Regions from separate parts of the Homo sapiens genome. Here region 2 is linked to region 1. A link is an interaction called in ENCODE POLR2A ChIA-PET data of the cell type or tissue named here. Cell type or tissue: Panc1. All regions are shown on one strand.

Region 1 (8,000 bases):
AAACTGAGGTTTACCCAGGGTGAGAGCACGACTCAAACAGATGTAGCAATAAGTAATAATAAGCACAGGAGAGGCCCTCTTTGACACTAGAAAATTCTTTCTGAGCCTAACCTGTATTCAGGACTGAACTCACCTAAGTAGAAAGAAACCCAAGGGAGCCTGAGCTGGCTACTGGAAGAGAATTTATTAAGTGACTCTGGTATACTGAGAAACCTCATTTGGAAAAGCAAATCTAAACTGACCTTCTAAATTCATTTTGCAACTAAAGGCTTGGCTGAGAGCAGAAGAACCATATGAGTGACAGGATTACAGAAGGCTGGCATCAGAAGGGGCACCTTAGGGACAGATGATTGGTTTATTCCCCTTGATGCCTCTGAACCCTTGCTATGCCTATTCCTGGCACAGGGATGCTTTTCCTCTTCCCGGCTTCTGGTCCAATTCCTATCTAGCCTCACTCCTTAAGGCGTGGGTTAGTCTGCTCAGGCTGTTATAACAAAACATTATGTTATATGTGGCTTAAACAACAGATATTTCTTTCTCACAGTTCTGGAGGTTGGAAACTACAAGATCAAGGTGCCAGACTATTTGGTTCCCAGTGAGGCCCCTCTTCCCAGTTTGCAGATGGCCATCTTCTTGCTACATCCTCACATGGGGGGATAGGGGGAGCTCTGATCTCTTCCTATAATGCCACTAATCCCATCATGAAGGCCCCAACCTCATGACATCATTTAAACTTAATTATTGCCAAATACCATCACACTGAGGGTTAGGACTTCAACAGATGAATTTTAGGGAGGAAGGCAGGACACAATTCAATTCACAGCAAGGCCTAACTCAAATGTCACCTTCTCCTCTCAACAGTCCAGCTCCTACCCTACAGGCAAAATCTGAATCTGTGTTCCCACAGCACTTTACATGTTCCTAACACAGAACTTAGCTTTCTCACGTTGTTTATGAGCTTTTCTCCCCACATGAAAGGGCCTGGTCTCATGCATACCTAGCTCTACATCATCACTTTAGAAATGAGGAGATCAGCCAGGCACGGTGGCTCATCTCTGTAATCCCAGCACTTTGGGAGGCCAAGGCAGGCAGATCATCTGAGGTCGGGAGTTTGAGACCAGCCTGACCAACACGGAGAAGCCCAGTCTCTACTAAAAATACAAAATTAGCCAGGCATGGTGGTGCACGCCTGTAATCCCAGCTACTCGGGAGGCTGAGGCAGGAGAATCATTTGAATCCGGGAGGCGGAGGTTGTGGTGAGCCAAGATCGCACTATTGCACTCCAGCCTGGGCAACAAGAGTGAAACTTCATCTCAAACAAACAAAAAAAAAGAAAGAGAAAGAAAGAAAAGAAAGGAAGGAAGGAAGGAAGGAAGGAAGGAAGGAAGGAGAAAAGAAATCAGATCTGTGAAGAGACCTGCCTGAGATCACAAAGGGAACAGTGGCAGGTTGCTACTAAGATCAGTCTACGGACTCTCAGACCAGAACTACTACTTCTGCCCAACCTTACCAACCCAGATATTGAGGAGTCCAAAGCCAAGAAATCTCTGCAGGGTACTTTCGAGTCCCAGTGGTTTTGCTGGAAGCCCCAGGAATCTCCATCAGAGAAATCCATGAGAACCCAAGTTCGGGACCACTTGAGGCCAGGAGTTCAAGACCAGCCTGGACAACATGGCAAAACCCCATCTGTACTAAAAATACAAAAATTAGCTGGGTGTGGTGGTGAATGCCTGTAATACCAGCTATTTGGGAGGCTGAGGCAGGAGAATTGCTTGAACCCCGAAGGCAGAGGTTGCAGTGAGCCAAGATCACGCCACTGCACTCCAGGCTGGGCAACAGAGTGAGATTCTGTCTCAAAAAAAAAAAAAAAAAAAAAAAAATCAGAGCATTCAGCATAAAGGGGGTACTTTTTTACAGTTACTATTATCACGCAGCACAAATCCTATAATATTCTGTTTTTCACTTAAGCAGAATGTCAAGTTCACACTGCCTGTAAACTAAAACACAGGCTGCCTGGTATCAGAGTCCCACTGTGAAACGTCTCCCAGTGAAACGTCTCCCCAACTGAACTCCCCACACTGTCTGAAATTCCACCCTGATAAGAGCATTCTCAGAAGCCTGAGGTGAAACCACAATACTATTAAGTTGGTTCTATTCTTTCAAATTTTTGGTTATCAGATTAGTCAAGTATCCAGTAAAACCCTGACAAACTGGGGCAAGGCTTTGATGGGAGAAAGGTAAGGGGTGATGCCTGGAACAGGGGTGCCTTCTGGAGAGCTGCAGCAGAATAAGGCAGCCACACTACAGAATCTTCAGCATACACTACTATGTTCACTCTCATTGATAGCCAGCTACGTGATAAACACTGAACATGTCTACTGAGCCCCATCCACATATGATAATACCGAGGCTCTTGCTGGTTAGTGGCACAGTCAGGGCTGGTGGCCAGGCTTTCAATTTTCCATCTGGATCACAGCAAGATGGATGGTCTAGTTCCTTCGGTCTGGTAACTGCTAAACGTATCAGCAATGAGGCATGGGAGATACATTTGGGTAATCGCCATGTTGTCTAGGAGGCTGTGTCCACTTGACATGTGGATGGGGGTACATTCCTTCCTGGCTGCACAAATCCTGCCCTCACTGAGAGGGTACAGAAATGATCAGACTGTGCCCTCACTGAGAGGGTACAGAAATGATCAAACAGTGGGTGAGTGGTCTGTGTGGCACATTCTGCTGCTAAATTGATCAATTTTACAAAGGACCACTTTAAACAAATTAAAACATAAGGACTTAAAAAACCTTTTGGCAACAAGTTAAAGCATAGGGATTTAAAAGACTCTTGTTTCCCTTAAAGCATTTTATAATTGTCCAACCCTACTAGTCTAGTGAGTATACAGCAGGCCTTATTTTTAAAAACTGGTAAACAAAAATCTCCAATTCACCAAGAAATTTCCAAATCCCATTGAAAAGGATCCTTCAGTATTAACAGAGAGAATAAAATCCCAGGTCAGTATAATGCATGAGACCCAAGAGGGAGACATGAAAGTAGAAAATCAATTACTCAAAAAAAAAAAAAAAAAAGAAAGGATAGGAAAGGAAAGGAAAGGAAACGAAAATCACTCAAAAAAAAAAAAAAAGAAAAAAGAAAAGAAAATCAGTCACTCAGGCTTCTTAATTATACCAAAATGGCAATGTCTTGTCTATTGGTTTTGTAGCTCATCAGTGGTTGGCTGAGTTCAGAACTCAGATCTCTGACTGCCTGGGTAAATGCTTTCACTGAGATAAAGAGACTGTGTATTCAGAGTTTATTATAGGCCAGACATTTTACAAAGCATTTCCCCTTGGGTCATTTAGTGTAACAAAGTTATGAGGTAGGTAGTACTATTATCTCTATTTCACAGATGGGAAAATTGAAGTTTCGCAAGTTCTCTGCCCAAGGTCCTGGAGCAAGCAAGCGGTAGAGCCTGTATTCAAACTCAGGTGAGCTGACACATATTACTCAACATAAACCAAGTCATGCAAGTACAGTTAACCAAGAATCCCAAAGCCAGGTGGTAGATCAGCATCTGGCCAGGAATACCTGCCCCACGCTCAGGTGCATTATACTGAGCAAAGTCCCTCCTCAGACAATTACCATGAACAGGGAGAGGCAGAGGCACTATGTCCTAGCACAGAGAGCACACACCACGATGGTCAGGCAAGCAGGACTTCCATGGGTCCCTCAATGGCCTCCTGCCTGTCAAGCCTTAGCCTTTGGAACAACCTAACTCTGGTGGCTTTGTGCTGTCTGGGGTAGGCTGCACTCTACTTCCAGTGTTGTACCCTCATCCTGCCCAGATGTCAATCCATTACGATATCCAGCACCTGCTATTTCTACTGGCTCCTGACACCTCAATGACCTCCATTTACTCAACATAATCTCCAGTCCTTCAGTGCTGGTTGTTTCTACAGTGCTGCAGAGCCCATGGGATACTGTAGTGACTCAAGATGACTCAACATAATTCCTCCCCAACAGCACTCAGAATCCAGCTAGAGAGCTCACACAAATGTACCCAACTCAGCCACATATGGCTGGATGAGAAGGATGAAATTCTAGAAAGCAAGGGGAAGAAGGAAATCCACTTCCCCACACCAGGCCTTGAAACAGGCTTATTAAAAAGATTAGCTCACAAACTAATCACAAGAACTCAGGTTTACACAGGCTTATTAAAAAGATTAGCTCACAAACTAATCACAAGAACTCAGGTTTACACTCAGAGACAGTGAGGTCTGGAGACCTGAAGAGAGTCCAACAGTGACTGAGGCAACAGATGGGATTCACAACCCATGTGCCCAGCTCCAAAACTTATGCTTTGCAGAAGCATCATTCTGTCCTTACATATTATTTAGCAAGAGAGTGATATAATCAGGTCTGTACTCTTAAAGATCGATCCGATGGCAAAATGATGGATAACCACAGTGAGTAAAGAATGATGGGAGGAAAACTGATTAAGAAATGACCACAACAACCAGGGCAAGAGAAGAAACCTAGATTAGTGCCATGGGACTGAAAAGGAGATTAATTTGGAGGTAAGTCAGATAAAAGGAAACAAACAAACATTAAAATCCTCTCAATTACATTCATTATTTCAAGTAAAAAGCCCAATCCTTTATCTTGGTATCTCTCTGCAGTTTCTTACATTCTTACTGCATTTTTACCATTTCCAAGTATATGTTTTAAGCACACTTTTTTTTTTTTTTTTTTTAGACAGAGTTTTGCTCTGTCATCCAAGCTGGAGTGCAGTGTCACGATCTTGGCTCACTGCAACCTCTGTTTCCTAGGTTCAAGCGATTCTCCTGCCTCAGCCTCCTGAGTGGCTGGGATTACAGGCACCTGCCACCACGCCTGGCTAATTTTTGTATTTTTAATAGAGACGGGGTTTCATCATATTGGCCAGGCTGGTCTCGAACTCCTGACCTCAGGCGATCCACCTCCCAAAGTGCTGGGATTTCAGGTGTGAGCCACTATGTCCGCCTAAGCATGCTTTTTATTGAGGCATAAAACATACACAGAAAAGTACACACAAATAAACACATAAACCAATACTTTTTCATAAATGAACACACCTGTATAACCACCATGCAGATCAGGAAACAGAACATTTCGGAGCCCTAGAAGACTCCCTCCTGCCCAGTTTCCAGTCCTACCCACCTCCTCCCAAAGGTAACTACTGTCCTGACCTCAAATACCATAGATTATTTTTCTTACTCATTTTTGAACTTTATATAAGCAGAACCATACAATCTGCATGAGTTTATGCTAGCTTATTTGGTTGTTGTTTTGAGATGGAGTCTCACTCAGTCGCCCAGGCTGGAGTGCAGTGGCATGATCTCGGTTCACTGCAACCTCTGCCTCCTGGGTTCAAACAATTCTCCTGCCTCAACCTCCAGAGTAGCTCGGATTACAGGCATGCACCACCAAGCCCGGCTAATTTTTTTGTATATTTAGTAGAGACGGGGTTTCACCATGTTAAGTAAGGCTGGTCTCGAACTCCTGACCTCAGGTGATCCTCCTGCCTTGGCCTCCCAAAGCACTGGAATTATAGGCATGAGACACTGTGCCTGGCCTCACATTATATTTTTAATGGATAATACAGCACATACAAAGTCTTGACAGCATAAATGAAGGTTGACCCCTCGGAGGGTCAGAGTTCACCTTAGTCTGCATGGCTCTGCCCCTGTCCTGAAACCTGATTGTATACTCTACTGGGAACACTGCCAGATGTCCTAGGAGTTCCATATACCATTTAAGACCTACACATTTTAATAGAAAACCTCTAAGCCAAGAAGTAGGTAGTGATATTACAATAGCAAGTAAAAAGCTGGGAAGATTATATAATTTATTGGAAATCCATTAATTCTTCTGAAATTCCCCTGGAAACATGTAATTTTTCAATTTCTGTAAGCTTTAGAAGATATTTCCTAAAAGGTTCTCTGTAATAAGTTATAAAATGAGATTTTATGGTAACCCCTATTATGGTTTCTATGCAAAACAAACAGTGCTATTATAAATATCTTCAGTTGCACTTAAGATGAAACAGGATTCACATTTGGACCCAGCAGTAGAATCACATATCACCTTTTGGTTATCGTGCTCTTTTGTGCTGCTGGCAAGGAAAACGCACAGGTTTGGGAGAGTGGGACGATGGCACCCATGCTGCTCTGAGCACGAGTTCTCCTGCTGGCTTCTGAATAAGGTCCCTTTGCTTGACTGTCCCCACTCATACTGGAAGCAGCAAGGCCTTCAGAGGCTAAGCGATTTTTCAAGGTAATTCTCAGTTAGGTGTTCCTGCTTCCTGTAGGAAGGCCACAGCTCCGTGGCACAGCCCAGAGGATCACTTAATATGTTCAGTCCTGTGGGATTCAACTGGAACAGACAAACCTAATGCCTGCTTTGTGTGTCAGAAAACACAAGCACTGTGGCCAAGCAACTGAGCCATCCATGACACAATGAAGAATGAAGATACTTACTTGGGGAACTGGCAGAGACCCGCTTCCTGGTCAGGGTCTCCTGGCTGGGCTTGTCTGAAGCTGAAGGGCCCCTGGTTTGGACATGCCTCTTTCCCGGGCTCTCTTCTGGCTCCAGTGACTTCTCCATTCCATGGAAATACTTCATGTGATAGTGCAACAGTTTGGCTTTGCGGAAAAATTTTAAACAGTCCACAACTTTGCATCTAAACTTATGGTCTAGGTCGACAGCTGGTGCATTAGATGACCCAAAATCATCTGTTTTCTTAAAAGTATTTGTTACTGAAAAAAATAAAAACAAAAGCAAAGGTTCCTTGTATTTATCCCAGTTATTACAAAACATGCATTAACACATGACAACTGAGGGTGAAAGACTAGCGTGCAAATGTAGCCTGAGACATCAGACTGCCATTACCTCCTCAAATTACTGTTTAGAGAGAATGAAAACAACTTCAGGTCAAATAAGACTCAATTGTGATTCATCTTTAGGAAGAAGAAATCAACATGTTTATTTTAAACAGTCGTACAAGTTTTCAGGGTTTCATATACTTTAAGGAAAAATCCTTAAAAAGATAAAAATAAAAATAAAAATAAAGGATCTCAGGTCAAGCAGAGCAGCTCACACTTGTAATCCTAGTACTTTGGGAGGCCAAGGCAGGTGGATCACTCGAGATCAGGAGTTCATGACCAGCCTGACCAACATGGTAAAACCCCATCTTTATTAAAAATACAAAAGAAATGGGCTGGGCATGGTGGTTCACACCTGTAATCCCAGCACTTTGGGAGGCCAAGGGAGGCAGATCGCCTGAGGTCAGGAGTTCGAGACCAGCCTGGCCAATATGGTGAAACCCTGTCTCTACTAAAAATACAAAAATTAGCCAGGCATGATGGCAGGTGCCTGTAATCCCAGCTACTTGGGAGGCTGAGGCAGGAGAATTGCTTGAACCCGGGAGGCGGAGGTTGCAGTAAGTCGAGATCATGCCATTGCACTCCAGCCTGGGAGACAAGAGCAAGACTTTGACTCAAACAAAAAACAAACAAACAAAAAAATTAGCCAGGCATGGTGGAGCACATCTGTAATTCTAGCTATTCGGGAGGCTGAGGCACGATAATTGCTTGAACCCGAAGGCAGAAGTTGCAGTGAGCTGAGATCATGCCACTGTGCTCCACCCTGGTCAACAGAGCCAGACTCTGTCTCAAAAAAAATAAAAAATAAATAAAATAAATAAAATCAAGGATCTCAAGCTAGCACTTATGAGTTGGATCAGACTTACATTTACTACCATCCTGGTACCTATCTGTGTGGACGGAAATAGGGAACATTCCTCAGTATCTCTCTATGAAACCTAAGAGATTTTACGTCAGTTTTTGTGCAAGGAAAGTGTAACAGTTACAAAGGTTTTAGTATTGAGTCTTTGAGATTTCAACACGTACTTTGTTTTACAATATACTTTGTCTGATCAAAAGGATCCAGATTTGGTGGGTGCAGTGGCT
Region 2 (8,000 bases), 110 kb before region 1:
TGATTTTTTTCTTTTTTCTTTTTTTGAGATGGAGTCTCGCTCTGTTGCCCAGGCTGGAGTGCAGTGGCGCGATCTCTGCTCACTGCAAGCTCCAACTCCCGGGTTCAAGCAACTCTTCTGCCTCAGCCTCCCGAGTAGCTGGAACTAAAGGCACCCACCACCACACCTGGCTAATTTTTTGTATTTTTAGTAGAGACGCGGTTTCATCATGTTAGCCAGGATGGTCTCAATCTCCTGATCTCGTGATCCACCTGCCTCGTACTCCCAAAGTGCTGGGATTACAGGCGTGAGCCACTATGCCTGGCTGATTTTTTTTCTTTTTTAACAAATTGCATACATTAAGATTCACTCTTTGTGCTGTAAAATTAAATAGGTTTTGACAAATGCTTTTGTATCCACCATTACAGTACCATAGAGAATAATTTTACTGCCCTAAAAGTCCCCTGTGCTTCACCTATTCATCCCATCTCCTGAACTCCAAACCTCTTGCAACCACTGATAATTTTACTATCTCTATAGTGTTTTTCTTTTCCAGAATGTCATAGAATTGGAATCATGCAATATTTAGCCTTTTCATAATGGATTTCTTAGAAATTGAATTCTTTTTTTTTTTTTTTTTTGAGACGGATTTTCACTCTTGTTGCCCAGGCTGGAGTGCAATGGCGCGATCTCAGCTCACTGCAACCTCCGCCTCCTAGGTTCAAGCAATTCTCCTGACACAGCCTCCCGAGTAGCTGGGATTACAGGTGTCCACCATGCCTGGCTAATTTTGCATTTTTAGTAGAGACAGGGTTTCTCCATGTTGGTCAGGCTGGTCTCGAACTCCCAACCTCAGGTGGCCTCCCAAAGTGTTGGGATTACAGGCGTGAGCCACGATGCCTGGCCTAGAAATTGAATTTTTTAGAAATTAGATTCTATAAAAATATTAGGTAATTTATGTATTTGTTATTAATTTTTTTTTTTTTGAGATGGAGTTTCGCTCTTGTCACCCAAGAGGAGTGCAGTGGCACAATCTCGGCTCACTTCAACCTCTGCCTCCTGAGTTCAAGCAATTCTTGTGCCTCAGCCTCCCAAATAGCTGGGATTTCAGGTGCCTGCCACCATACCTGGCTTTTTGGTTTGGGTTTTGGTTTTTTTTTTTGGAGACGGAGTTTCACTCTTGTCCCCCAGGCTTTAGTGCAACGTCACTATCTCAGCTCACTGCAACCTCCGCCTCCCAGGTTCAAGTGATTCTCTTGCCTCAGCCTCCCGAGTAGCTGGGATTACAGGTGTGTGCCACCATGCCTGGCTAATTTTTGTATTATTAGTAGAGATGGGGTTTCACCATGTTGGCCAGTCTGGTCTTGAACTCCTGACCTCAAGTGATCCAACCTGCCTCAGGCTCCCAAAGTGCTGGGATTACAGGCGTGAGCCACCATGCCTGGCCCCAGCTAATTTTTGTATTTTTAGCAGAGATGGAATTTCACCATGTTGGCCAGACTGGTCTCGAACTCCTGACCTCAAGTGATTCGCCCGCTTCAGCCTCCCAAAGTGCTGGGGCTACTGTGCCCAGCTGGTATTGTGTTTTTAAATGTCAAATTTCAATTGTTCATTGCTGGTATAAGGAAAGCAATGGACTCTCTATATTAATTTTGTATCCTGTGACCTTGCTATAATCTCATTAGTTTCAGGAGGTTTTTCTTTTTAAAAAAATTGTTTGGAATTATCTACATAGACAATAATGTTATCTGCAAACAAAGATAGTTTTATTTCTTACTTCCCAATCTGTATACCTTTTATTTCCTTTTCTTGAATGGACTAGCTAGGACTTTCAATACAATGTTGAATAGGAGTGGTAAGAGGGAACATCTTTGCCTTGTTCCTGGATTCAGCTGGGATTACAGGCGTACACCACCATGCCCAGCTAATTTTTGTATTTTTAGTAGAGACAGGGTTTCACCATGTTGGTCAGGCTGGTCTCAAACTCCTGACCTTGTGATCTGCCCACCTCGGCCTCTCATAGTGCTGGGATTACAGGTGTGAGCCACCGCGCCCGGCCTATTCTTATCACATCTTTACAAATCAACATAATTCCTTAATATCAAATATGGAGGGAAGTGTTTTTAAACCTTTACTGTCATTACTTAACATTCCAGCCCATTCATGTTACGTACTCCATGGTGAACAGAGCTCTTGGCACACTCACCAAAATTTCTCCCTGCTCCACAGTGTGCACCTTCACGTAGGCCCCCACTGCAGCCTCCTTGGGGAGCTCACCAGGCTTGATATTGATCATGGCACATTTGATCGACTGAGCAGGCCTGGATCTGAAATGTGACAGCTTGTTAGAGAGCTCATCTGTAACACAGTCTGCTCCTGAGGCCCTGGCTAATCAGCCCTCACTCTTCTGCACATGGAGGGCTCCCCTCCCTGGGGAATTCACAACTTCCCAGAAGGCGAGAAAACTCAAAATCAAGCCCTGACTCCCATTGTCAGGAATTGGAGGGTGCGAAAGAGGAGACTTGGGAGAGGAAGGTGATACAGGCCCTCCCCTTAAACACCTGAGGGCTGTTCTCCTGGAGGCAGGGGCTGATGATCCCATGCAGCCAAGCCAGGCCTAATGGGTGGGAAGTCCAGGCTGGCCCTCTCATGCTCAGCATGAGGAAGGAATTTCTTTCTTTTTTTTTTTCTTTTTTTTCTTTGAGACGGAGTCTCACTCTGTCGCCAGGCTCGAGTGCACTGATGGGATCTCTGCTCACTGCAACCTCCACTTCTGGAGTTCAAGTGATACTCATGCCTCAGCCTCCCAAGTAGCAGGGACTACAGGCACCCACCACCATGCCCAGCTAATTTTTAGCAGAGACAGGGTTTCACAATGTTGCCCAGGCTGGTCTCAAACTCCTGGCCTCAAGTGATCCACCCGCTTTGGCCTCCCAGAGTGCTGGGATTATAGGCGTAAGCCACTGCGCCCAGCCAAGAGGAAGGAATTTCTTTTCTTTTCTTTTTTTTTTTTTTTTTTGAGACAGAGTTTTGCTCTTGTCGCCCAGGCTGGAGTGCAGTGGCACAATCTTGGCTCACTGCAACCTAGATTCTTCAGAAGGATTATCCATAACGTCTCAAAAGTCACAGGGTGCTCGTTATGGAGGCCAGGAGCTTGGAAATGTTAACAGGCAAAGGACTCACGTGAAGTGGCCCTTGTAGGAATGCAGGGATTGTGACACTGGTGCCATTGTTAGTCTCATTATGACACTTCAATTTCAAAAGTAGCAGGGGGAGGGGGCTGTGCTGCTCTGGGCCCAGCAATGAGCTGATTCTAGGCTGGTCCCCACTGAGTCTCCTCTTCTGCTCTTCAGTCTCTCCAGAAAAAACAAAAGCACAGCACCCCAATGTGCATCTGCCTCATACCAGTCGTGACAATCATACCGATAACAACACTGAGCTGCTCAGGTTTGAATCCTGGCTCTGCCACTTTCTACCTGCGCAACCTGGAACAAACAACTCAATCTCTCCCCGTACCTTGGTTTTCTCACCTGAAAAATGGGAATGATTATAATAGTACTCGTAGAGTTGTTACAGAGATTAAATTAGATAATTCAGTACTGGGCACAGAAAAGGGGTTTTGTTTTGTTTTTGAGATGCAGTCTCGCTCTGTTGCACAGGCTGAAGTACAGTGGCGTGATCTCAGCTCACTGCAACCTCCGCCTCTTGGGTTCAAGCGATTCTTGTGCCTCAGCCTCCCAAGTAGCTGGAACTACAGGCATCCGCCACCACACCCAGCTAATTTTTGTATTTTTAGTAGAGACGGGGTTTCACCATGTTGGCCAGGCTGGTCACGAACTCCTGACCTCAGGCAATCCGCCCGCTTCAGCCGCCCAAAGTGTTGGGATTACAGGCATAAGCCACCATGCCCAGCCTGTTTCCTTTTTCTTTTTCTTTTTCTTCTTTTTTTAAGAGATAGGGTCGGTTGGGCGTGGTGGCTCATGCCTGTAATCCCAGCACTTTGGGAGGCCGAGGTGGGCGGATCACGAGGTCAGGAGACCGAGACCATCCTGGCTAATACGGTGAAACCTCGTCTCTACTAAAAATACAAAAAAATTAGCCAGACACAGTGGCAGGTGCCTGTAGTCCCAGCTACTCGGGAGGCTGAGGCAGGAAAATGGCGTGAACCCGGGAGGCGGAGCTTACAGTGAGCAGAGATCGCGCCACTGCACTCCAGCCTGGGCAACAGTGCAAGACTCCATCTCAAAAAAAAAAAAAAAGAGAGAGACAAGATCTTGCTCTGTTGCCCAGGCTGGGGTACAGTGACATGATCACAGCTCACTGCATGCAGCCTCAACTTCCTAGGCTCAAGCGACCCTCCTGTGTCAGCCTCCTGAGTAGCTAGGATTACAGGTATGTGCCACTATGCCCAGCTACAAAAAATACTCTGTAAGTGTTAACTATAATTATCATTATCTCATTTAATTGCTGGCTTGCAACAACCCCAAGAGTTAGATGCTATTATCTACCAAGAAATACAGCTTAGAGAGGTCAAGTCCCTTGACCTCTAAAATAAGAGCTAAAATAAGTGGCCAAGCCAGGCTTAATTCCAAACACAGGCTCTTATCTACTATGCTGTAACTGCCTTCCTTAGATGGACAGAATTTTCTGAAGCAGCTCAGAATCAAAAGGGCCCAGAAACACACAGACTGACAGAATGTCAGAGCCAGAAGATATGTCCAGCCCCTTCTTCCTTAAATGGGTTACTGAGGCCCTGAGAAAAGAAGTGGCTGAATGCCTGACGTAGCCTTGTGAGTTACAGGTGGAGAATGCAGGTCCTGGCTCTCAGACCCAGGACATCTCTAGGTTGCCTCATGCACAATCCTTTGGGATTGACCTGTGTCCTCCACCTTTGCCCCTTATCCGCATCCCTGACATTCTGCCATATAAGTATTATCTCCCTTTGCAACCACAATCTGGACCCGTCTATCTGCCCAGGGCTGAGCTTACTGGATCTTCGGGCCCAGCATCTTGGGGAGAGTGTCTCCTGAGGTTCTGATCTTCCTGCTGAAGCTTGTCCCCTGTAGCCCCCAGGCTTTTTTGAGATGTGGAAGTTTCAAGGAGCTAAAGTCTTGCAGAGGATATGATTTGATCTGGAATTCCTTAAATCTTTCCATAGGAGAGTATTCTGTTAGAGAAAGCACAGGAAAAGATACTTATGGATCTTTGCATATATGATGGTTATGGTGGTAGTAGTTGAAGCTTATCACAGGAACCTGCCTGGATGGTCTAGCACATGGGGAAATTTTTTAAAAAAAAAAGAAAGATAAAACACTGTGGCCTCCATGTAATGTCCCTGGGTGGCAGGCCCTGCGCTAGAGCCTTTACATCTATTACATCTGGAGAAGGGTGATTAACACACTTTAAGAGATAAGATGAACAGCAGAGAGCTCAAGTCACCCAGAAAAAGGTTAAAGCTTGGATTTGAACTCAGGTCTCTTGGATTCATTCCATTAACAGACCATATTTATCCCGGCCTTCAAACTGGGCTTTCAAATTGGGGCAGAGTCAGCAATAAGAGATAAATGGATGACTGGTCATGGAACTTTGGACAAGTCATATAAGCATCAGAGCCCTCTCATAGAACTATTGTAAGAATTACAGGCTGTGCATGGTAGTTCACATTTGTAATCCCAGCACTTTGGGAGATCAAAGTAGAGGATCACTTGAGCCCAGGAGTTCAAGACCAGCCTAGGCAACATGGCAAGACCTCATCTCTACAATAAATTAAAGAATTAGCCAGGCATGCTGGTGCACACCTGTAGCTCTAGCAACTGGGGACACTGAGATGGAAGGATTGCATGAGCCCAGGAAGTTGAGGCTGTAGTGAGCTGTGTTTACAACACTGTGTGCAGTCTGGGCAACAGTAAGACTTTGCCTCAAAAAAAAGAATTGCAGATAAAGTATGTGATATGCCTAGCACAGCACCGACATATAATAGGCCCTCCATGAGAGTTATTTAAAAAGATCACCAAGAGCCAGTTGCAGTGGTGCACACCTGAGTCCTAGCTACTCAGGAGGCTGAGGTAGGAGGATTGCTTGAGCCTAGGAGCTCAACTTCAGCCTGGGCAACATAGAAAGACCTCATCTCTTAAAATGAAATTTAAAAAAACTCGAAGGAAATATAATTCAGAAATAAAAAGGAGCAAACTACTCAGCATGCTAAGTAAAAGAAGCCAGAAACAAGAGTCCATACTGTATGATCTTATTTATTTATTTATTTATTTATTTATTTTTGAGAGGATTCTCACTCTGTCGCCCAGGCTGAAGTGCAGTGGTGCGATCTCTGCTCACTGCAAGCTCCACCTCCCAGGTTCATGCCATTCTCCTGTCTCAGCCTCCTGAGTAGCTGGGACTACAGGCGCCCACCACCACGCCCAGCTAATTTTCTGTATTTTTAGTAGAGACAGGGTTTCACCATGTTAGTCAGGATTGTCTCAATCTCCTGACCTCATGAGCCACCTGCCTCGGCCTCCCAGAGTGCTAGGATTACAGGCATGAGCCACCATGCCTGGCCTGTATGATCTCATTTATATGAAACCATAGGAAGACAAATCTAACCTATAATGATAGAAAACAAATCAGTGGTTGCCTAGGGCAAGGGTGAGGGGTAGAGATTGACTGGGAGGCGGCACAAGGGAACTTTGTGGGGTGATGGAAATGTTCTATAACTTGATTGTAGAGGTATAAATTTGTCATGGAACTATGGCCAGGCGCAGTGGCTCACGCCACTGTAATCCCACGCTTTGGAAGGCCAAGGCAGGAGGATCGCTTGAGCTCAGGAGTTCGAGACCAGTCTGGGCAACATGGCAAACCCCCGTCTCTACAAAACATACAAAAATTAGCAGGGTGTGGTGGCATGTGACTGTAGTCCCAGCTACTCAGGAGGCTAAAGTGGTAGGATTACTTGAGTCTGGGAGGTCAAGGTTGTATTGAGCCATGTTCATGCCACTGCACTCCAGACTGGGTGACAAAGTGAAACCTTGTCTCAAAAAGAATTTTTTTTCTAATTTGTCATTTAACTATACACATAAAATATGTGCACTCTATTATATAAAAATTATACGTCAAGAACATTGATTAAAAAAGAGATCTCCAGCCGGGTGTGGTGGCTCATGCCTATAATCCCAGCACTTTGGGAGGCCGAGGCGGGCAGATCAAGAGGTCAGGAGTTCGAGACCAGCCTGGCCAACATGGTGAAACCCCATCTCTACTAAAGATACAAAAAATTAGCTGGGCATGGTGGTGCATGCCTGTAATCCCAGCTACTCCAGAGGCTGAGGCAAGAGAATTGCTTGAACCTGGGAGGCAGAGGTTGCAGGGAGCCAAGATCGTGCCACTGCACTCCAGCCTGGGTGACAGGGCAAGACTCTATCTCAAAAAAAAAAAGAAAAAAAAAATCTCTAGTATGAGAATCAACTCTTCAAATTAATGTCTTTTGTTTGTTTTGTTTTGTTTTTGTTTTTTTGTTTTTGAGATGGAGTATTGCTCTGTCACCTAGGCTGGAGTGTAGTGGCTTGATCTCGGCTCACTGCAAGCTCCACCTCCCAAGTTCACACCATTCTCCTGCCTCAGCCTCCCAAGTAGCTGGGACTACAGGCGCCCGCCACCATGCCCGGCTAATTTTTCTGTATTTTTATTAGAGACAGCGTTTCACCGTGTTAGCCAGGATGATCTCGATCTCCTGACCTCGTGATCCGTCTACCTCGGCCTCCCAAAGTGCTGGGATTACAGGTGTGAGCCACCATGCCCGGCCCCTCAAATTAATGTTAATGGGAATAAATCCAAGTTCCACAAGCAGTAGGTCTGGCTTAACAAAACACATATAAAAAGCCCTGAGTTTGATCTTTCGGAAAGGCACTTCAACAACATCTACCAATGTTTTAAATGTATGTAGTCAGTATGCACTGGATTAACTATTTCAGGGGTCCCCAATCCCCTGGCCATGGACTGGTACAGGTCCGTGGCCTGTTAGGAATGAG

Evidence for each region. ChIA-PET counts read pairs that join two places held together with the same protein. Peaks named below come from ENCODE experiments on the same cell type or tissue, not always from the same donor. Only the 100,000 strongest peaks of a DNase experiment are listed, where the experiment ranks them.
Region 2: POLR2A ChIA-PET joins it to region 1 with 10 read pairs; 2 of 35 experiments call an interaction of 5 or more read pairs at or near these places.

Annotation. Positions count from the first base shown.
Region 1 is chr20:35,898,158-35,906,157 of GRCh38, reverse strand. PHF20 (PHD finger protein 20) reads right to left here. Exons shown (of 18, transcript NM_016436.5): 10 at 6,510-6,788. Among named protein-coding and RNA genes, the nearest start is that of SCAND1, 52 kb to the left of the region's middle. In Panc1, no CTCF peak of the experiment used is centred here; a DNase peak (open chromatin) is centred at 4,007.
Region 2 is chr20:36,005,443-36,013,442 of GRCh38, reverse strand. CNBD2 (cyclic nucleotide binding domain containing 2) reads right to left here. Exons shown (of 12, transcript NM_001365709.1): 9 at 4,969-5,146; 10 at 2,186-2,306. Among named protein-coding and RNA genes, the nearest start is that of CNBD2, 41 kb to the right of the region's middle. In Panc1, no CTCF peak of the experiment used is centred here; no DNase peak of the experiment used is centred here.